Regions from separate parts of the Homo sapiens genome. Here region 2 is linked to region 1. The links are chromatin loops, found by intact Hi-C in ENCODE. Cell type or tissue: CD14-positive monocyte. All regions are shown on one strand. Links, peaks and the distances in the headings refer to the core of each region. The heading gives the core; the rest is flanking DNA.

Region 1 (2,921 bases), core at 255-2,754:
CCTCCTGCATGGTAGCCTGCCACTGGGGCCCCTCCCACTCTCATCAGCCTGTGGACCTTTAGGAGGTGGTGGTAGATGTCCAGGAAAGTCAAGATTTTGCCTTGCACCCAACGTGTTTTTCTACATTATGCTGTAAAATTTACAAATATTCAGCAAAGTTGAAATAATTTTACAGGAAGCATTTATGTACAAACCATGGAGATTCTATCAACCTATTACTGTACCTGCTATATCACTATCATATCTATGGATCTGTGTATGGAACTCACCCATCCATTCACCTTCTCTTTTTGATCCATTTCAAAATAAACTGTAGACATCAGCACATTTCTAAATAATTTAGCATGAGCGTCATTAACTACAGTTACATATTTAGTTATAGTTCTTCTTATGTTGAATTTACGTACAATAAAATGCACAAATCTTAAGTGTACATTCACTGAGTTTTGACACATGCATAAACCTATGTAACCAAACTCATATTAAGATACAGATCATCACTCCAGAAAGTTCTTTCATGCCCCTTCTTGGACAATCTCACTACGCAGATACAGCCACTCTTCTGATATTTTCCCACCACAGATTAGTTTTTCTATACTAGAACTTCACATAAACAGAACCAGGCAGTATGTACTCTTTTGTAGCTGCCTCGTGAAATTGGCATAATACTTTTTGACATTCACCCATGTTGTTGTGTGTATTAGTTTGTTTCTTTTCATTATTGTAGTATTTTACTTTATGGATATAGTAGAATCATTCTCTTATGGATGAATAGACACCTGGGATGTTTGCTGTTTCTCACTTCTGTGAGTAGAACCGCTATGAGCATTCTTGTATAACCTTTTTTGTGAGCATATGTTTTTATTTCTCTTAGGCAATTAGTAGGAGTGAAACTGCTAGATCATAGGGTATGTGTTCATTTATTTTTATCAGAAACTGTGACAACATTTTGCAAAGAGATTTCACCATTTTACACTCCCATCAGCAAGCATGAGAGTTCTGGTTTCTCCAGATCCTGGGCAACACTTGATGTCAGTGTACTTAATTGTAGTCATTCTGGTGGATGTATAATGCTACCTCACTATGGTTTCCGTTTGCATTTCCCTGATGTCTAATGATACTTATTTTAATTTAATTTAAACTTTATTTAAAAATAGAGTCATTTGGATCTTCTTGTAAAATACACAGTTACAAGGAGGTTGCCTTTAGCAATGTTTCTATTTTTAAAGAAAGTCTGCACACTCTACTGCACTGGGCAGGCTCCTAGACCTACATGACATGTGACTCACATGACTCAGCGAGTGGGTGAGATCCCCTTCCTGCAGCACGTGCAGTTCACAATCTCAGGTGGACAAACATGTTCTACAGTCTGAATTCCAGGGAAGCTAATTTCCAATATCAGCCCCTGGAATGACTAAAACATACTTTTCAATAATATATGAAAGCTTTTTACATCTTTCATTAAATAGACTGAGGCAGAAACCCAAACTTCTTAAAGCCCAGATTCAGAATAAACATTGACATCTTTTAAATGTCCCGGTAATTGGCATGTAAATACTTTCCTCTTCCCTGTCTAAATGGAGGGTGATTATTAATTCAGCACTTGGCATCTCAAAAGCACTGCGTCAATTGCTTCTTAACGTTTCTCTCGTGCCTTCTGATTGAGCAACAACAGCCACTTGGGTTTTTTTTTAGTTAATATGAATTTAAGTTATTTGAGTCTTGTAATAACTTACTTCCTCAGGAAGTGGGGAAAGGGGAGGGCAAGAGGTGGCTGTGCTATGGGAAACCCTAAGTGTGAATTAACCCTTCCCCTGGTTGTCTAGGTTATCTAAAGGTTCATGGTGGGTCCATAAAATTGGCATGAAATAGAGTTTCATGATGAAAAGCTCACGAGCTTTTAATTGTGAACTTGGTTGTTTTGAGTCTGTGCTTACCTCTCTTAACTCCTCTGTGCCTCAGTTTCCTCATTTGCCAAATGGGAAAGATGGGAATTGCTGCCTGCTGAAGAAAGCTACCATCTCTGTAGCACATCCTCCCCTGTGCTTGCACACAGCCCTATCACTTCCCTCCAGGGTGCCTCTTGCTTTAAATGCTGATGTTCCCCAACAAAACCTGAGCTTGACTGAGTTCTGCCTGTGTGACCTTGAGCAAGTTACCAAATCTTGCTAAGCCTCAGTTTCCTAAACTCTACATTGGATAATTATAGTATTCTAGAATTATCGAGAAAATTGAATAATTCACAGCAGATAATGAACACAATTCCTGATATATAATATATTTAATAAGTATTATTAATTGATAAATATTTTGTAATAGATATATTTGATTATTAATATCCAATTATAATAATTATAATAAATGCCCAGCAGTGGTTATTATAAACTCACTTGATAGAGCTGTATAGTGGTTGAGTTATTATTATAAACTCACTTGACAGAATTGTATAATGGGGGCCAGGCACAGTGGCTCATGCCTGTAATCCCAGCACTTTGGGAGGCTGAGGTGGGCAGATCACTTGAGGTCAGCAGTTCAAGACCAGCCTGGCCAATATGGTGAAACCCTGTCTCTACTAAAAATACAAAAATTAGCCAGGCACAGTGGCATGTGCCTGTAATCCCCACTACTCAGGAAGCTGAGGCATGAGAATCACTTGAACCCAGGAGGTGGAGGTTGCAGTGAGCCGAGATCGTGCCACTGCACTCCAGCCTGGGAAACAGAGTGAGACTCTGTCTCAAAAAAAAAAAAAAAAAAAGAATTGTATAATGATTGAGTTATACATGAATTGTATAATGGTTGATTATACTTGACAGAAATTACATTGCTGTTAACTAAGAAAGACTATGTAAAATATTGAACACTACTTATAATACAATAGTAAGTGGAACAATTAGGAAACCAAATCATCTCTATACCACAAG
Region 2 (2,921 bases), core at 158-2,657, 110 kb after region 1:
GATAACTAATGCCTATTCTTTTGTCTGGAACTTCAGTGTTGTCAGAGCAGGTCCATATTCATTCTTATATCATCCTCACAAGCACCCTTTAGTGTGAACAGCTGTTACTCCCCTGTAGGCACAGAGAAACTGAGGTTGACTTGCTGCTCAGTGAGCAAATAGTAAGCTGGGGCTTCTATGGCAGATTTCGGACTCCACTCCACTGCTGTCCTAGTGTCTCCCTAGCTGGGGAGGAGGATGAGCTGCTCCCCCTTGCTGCCCTCTCTGTGAGACCTTGGCTCGAAGGCCAGTGGTGGTGCCCCCGGGGCTCCATCCTAACAAGGTCTCTAAGTACACAAGATTCCTGTGTCCTGGCCATTAAGCATTTTTGCAGGGGTATGTAGAGAACAATTGTGTTCCTTGTTCTTGGAAAATTTAGTGTCCAGGCATTATCCTGTTTCAGTCTTCATTAACCCAGACATTTGTATTTATTTTGCTTCAGATAATTATCAGCATTAGTGAGTAGCTATCAGCTGAGACTCATTTTAAGGAAGAAAGCCTTTCAAAATGACCCAACAGTTAACAATTGTATATCTCCATTAAAACTGACTTCATTTTGCTTTTTAAAAAATAAAGCAAAGATCTCAGCTTCTTAAAGTGGAGAATTTTAATGCAAATGGCTATTTGACTGATAATCTCTTACTTTATTTTACACCGTGCCTTGAAGTTGACTGAAGTTACAGTAGCCTTATTTTGTTCCCTGAACTCCTGGACACAGCTGTCCTGCTCTGCCAGTGCCTGCCTGCATTGGGACGTATGGAAAAGAACAAGTACTTGTGAACATGTGGTCAGCCCATGCTGAGAAATCAATGCAGGAGGAAGCTTTTCAGTCTACCTGTGTTGAGAGAACCACAGCCCAGCTGTGGGTTGCAGATCAAAAAAGGACCCTATTCAGTGTGGTGAAAATAATACTTAGCAAAATGTTGAATCAGGTTCTATTTCCTGCCATGAGCTCAAATAATGGAATCATGTGAGCATGCAGGTGATGAAGGACCCACAGGGAAGTGAGGCAGGCTGTGTAACCCACGCACAGCAGGGAGGAAGGCCACTCCACCTCCCAGGGAACGTAGTGAATTGCCTGTAAAATTAGCAGTATTGAAAAACCAAAAACTCGTTCACTAAGAGAGAAAATAAATACTGATTGTAACCATGTCCAAGAAATCTGGACACCTCCCCCATATTTGATCATATTTACACCCATAGCTGCTACTCTCACCCACATGTTGCCTTCACGTCCTATTTGAGTCATGACTGTCAACTCTGAGATGCATCGTTTCTGTTGGCACCTTAGTGCACCTGAGGCTTTCTCCATGCCTCTAGGGCTGTTTTCATTTTGGTGTCCCCCTGATTTGCTAGGTGAAGCCCAGATTCACCAGCACAAGCACAAATCCTGTTTTGCACCCTTGCTGGGAAGTGGACACAGGAGCAGTTGCATCAGCCAGCAGCCTTCGTCTGCCCTACTGAAAGGAGCCATTCGTTTCCTCCCTGAGTGAGGGAGAGCTGCTCAGGAGCCCAGCTGCAATAAGGAGGCCAAGGAGGGCCTGCTGATGACATGTGATTGAGATTCTGACTGTATCTGCTCAAGTCTAAAATGACCACTAGGGTTGGGTTTTAGTTTCAGTTCAGTCAATCAAACCGTTGAATCATAGAGGAAGAAGAGCATTCAAGCCTGTTGATTGATGAGTCATTCAAGTAGTTCTGAGTAGACATTGCCAATGGCATCTTGCTTTATTCTCAGGAGATGTGGCTTGGAGGAAGAATGCGCAGAAGTGTGGTAGACACCAGGCCCCCAAGCCAGGATGCTGCTTGGCTCCTTTGAACGTAGAAGATGGATTACACTCGTTTACTATTTTAATCTAAGCATAAAGTATAAATGCAGTCACTGCTTAGTGTCACAAAGGCTTGTGATTAAAGAACACACAAAAAAAAATTAGGAGAGAGTTCTAAGCTGGAAAGATGGTGCTGGGATATAGCCCTTCTCAAATCTGAACTTCAAGAAAAACAGATAGCCCACACCCATACCCGCCGGGCTTAGAAACAGTACATGTGCCCTGAACTTCCTACAAATGCGGTGTTGGTTGTTTTCCATGCCACATTGAATGTTTCTTTTTAATGAACACTCAGATTTCCCATCCTTCTATTTCTCATTCCCCAGACCACCTGGATCAAGAGACACATTCAGACGCTAGAATTGAATGTAACATGAACTAAGGTTTAGGCACAGCATATTGAAAGCATTCATTGGAGTGGGGAAGAGAGATGGGGTTTCTCGGTCACTCACCTCCTACCCATAGACTTCTGTTTTTCTCTGTAATGAATTTGAGGGAAAAAAAAAAAAAACTGTTTCCCTCACCTCCACTCCATTCACCCCACCCACCCCATCCAGTAAGGCCCATCTGATTTGGCTTCAAGGCAGTGAGAACCCCTGGCTGTGTCATCCTGACTGAAGCTGGCATGAGGTGTAAGCACAGGGACCTACTCTGCCAGGGTGGGAAGGGACAGCCCCTGGCTGTGGTCAGTGAGTTGAGGATGTTATTGAAATGACATTGAAATGGAGTGATCATACCGGAAATGCAACTGGGAGTCACATTTTTAAATCCTCTTTGATTTGAAAGCATCCCCAGAACTGGTTTTAACCTAGCTTCACATCTGTAGGACTCCTGGTTCACCACCTCTTGGAGACAGCAGGGACCAACTAGAATGTGGGTGTCTCCTGTTCCACCTTCTCCTCCCAGTGCAAAAGACTCTAAAACAGGGAAATAGGGAAAATATGAGTACAAACAGTGTCCTGCTAAGAGACGAGAAAATCTCTCTTTTCCCTTCCCCCTTCCATCTGCTCCTGACCTTGCATGCTCCTCAGTGGTATAAAATACATTGCTGAA

The links. Peaks named below come from ENCODE experiments on the same cell type or tissue, not always from the same donor. Only the 100,000 strongest peaks of a DNase experiment are listed, where the experiment ranks them.
Region 2: a loop joins it to region 1, with 3 times the contacts of the local background. A loop is called at or near these places in 3 of 110 quality-filtered maps.

The regions. Positions count from the first base shown.
Region 1 is chr2:110,992,764-110,995,684 of GRCh38, forward strand. All of the region lies in intron 13 of ACOXL (acyl-CoA oxidase like), which reads left to right. Among named protein-coding and RNA genes, the nearest start is that of ACOXL-AS1, 120 kb to the right of the region's middle. In CD14-positive monocyte, for the core only: no CTCF peak of the experiment used is centred there; DNase peaks (open chromatin) are centred at 988, 1,298, 1,698 and 2,058; H3K4me3 peaks cover 1,506 bases; H3K27ac peaks cover 2,011 bases.
Region 2 is chr2:111,099,292-111,102,212 of GRCh38, forward strand. The region is part of intron 17 of ACOXL (acyl-CoA oxidase like); the gene reads left to right. ACOXL-AS1 (ACOXL antisense RNA 1) reads right to left here. Exons shown (of 4, transcript NR_122074.1): 3 at 2,606-2,785; 4 at 1-1,852. Among named protein-coding and RNA genes, the nearest start is that of ACOXL-AS1, 15 kb to the right of the region's middle. RefSeq lists an enhancer at 1,812-1,861. In CD14-positive monocyte, for the core only: CTCF peaks have their summits at 1,607 and 1,831; a DNase peak (open chromatin) is centred at 1,660; H3K4me3 peaks cover 507 bases; H3K27ac peaks cover 583 bases.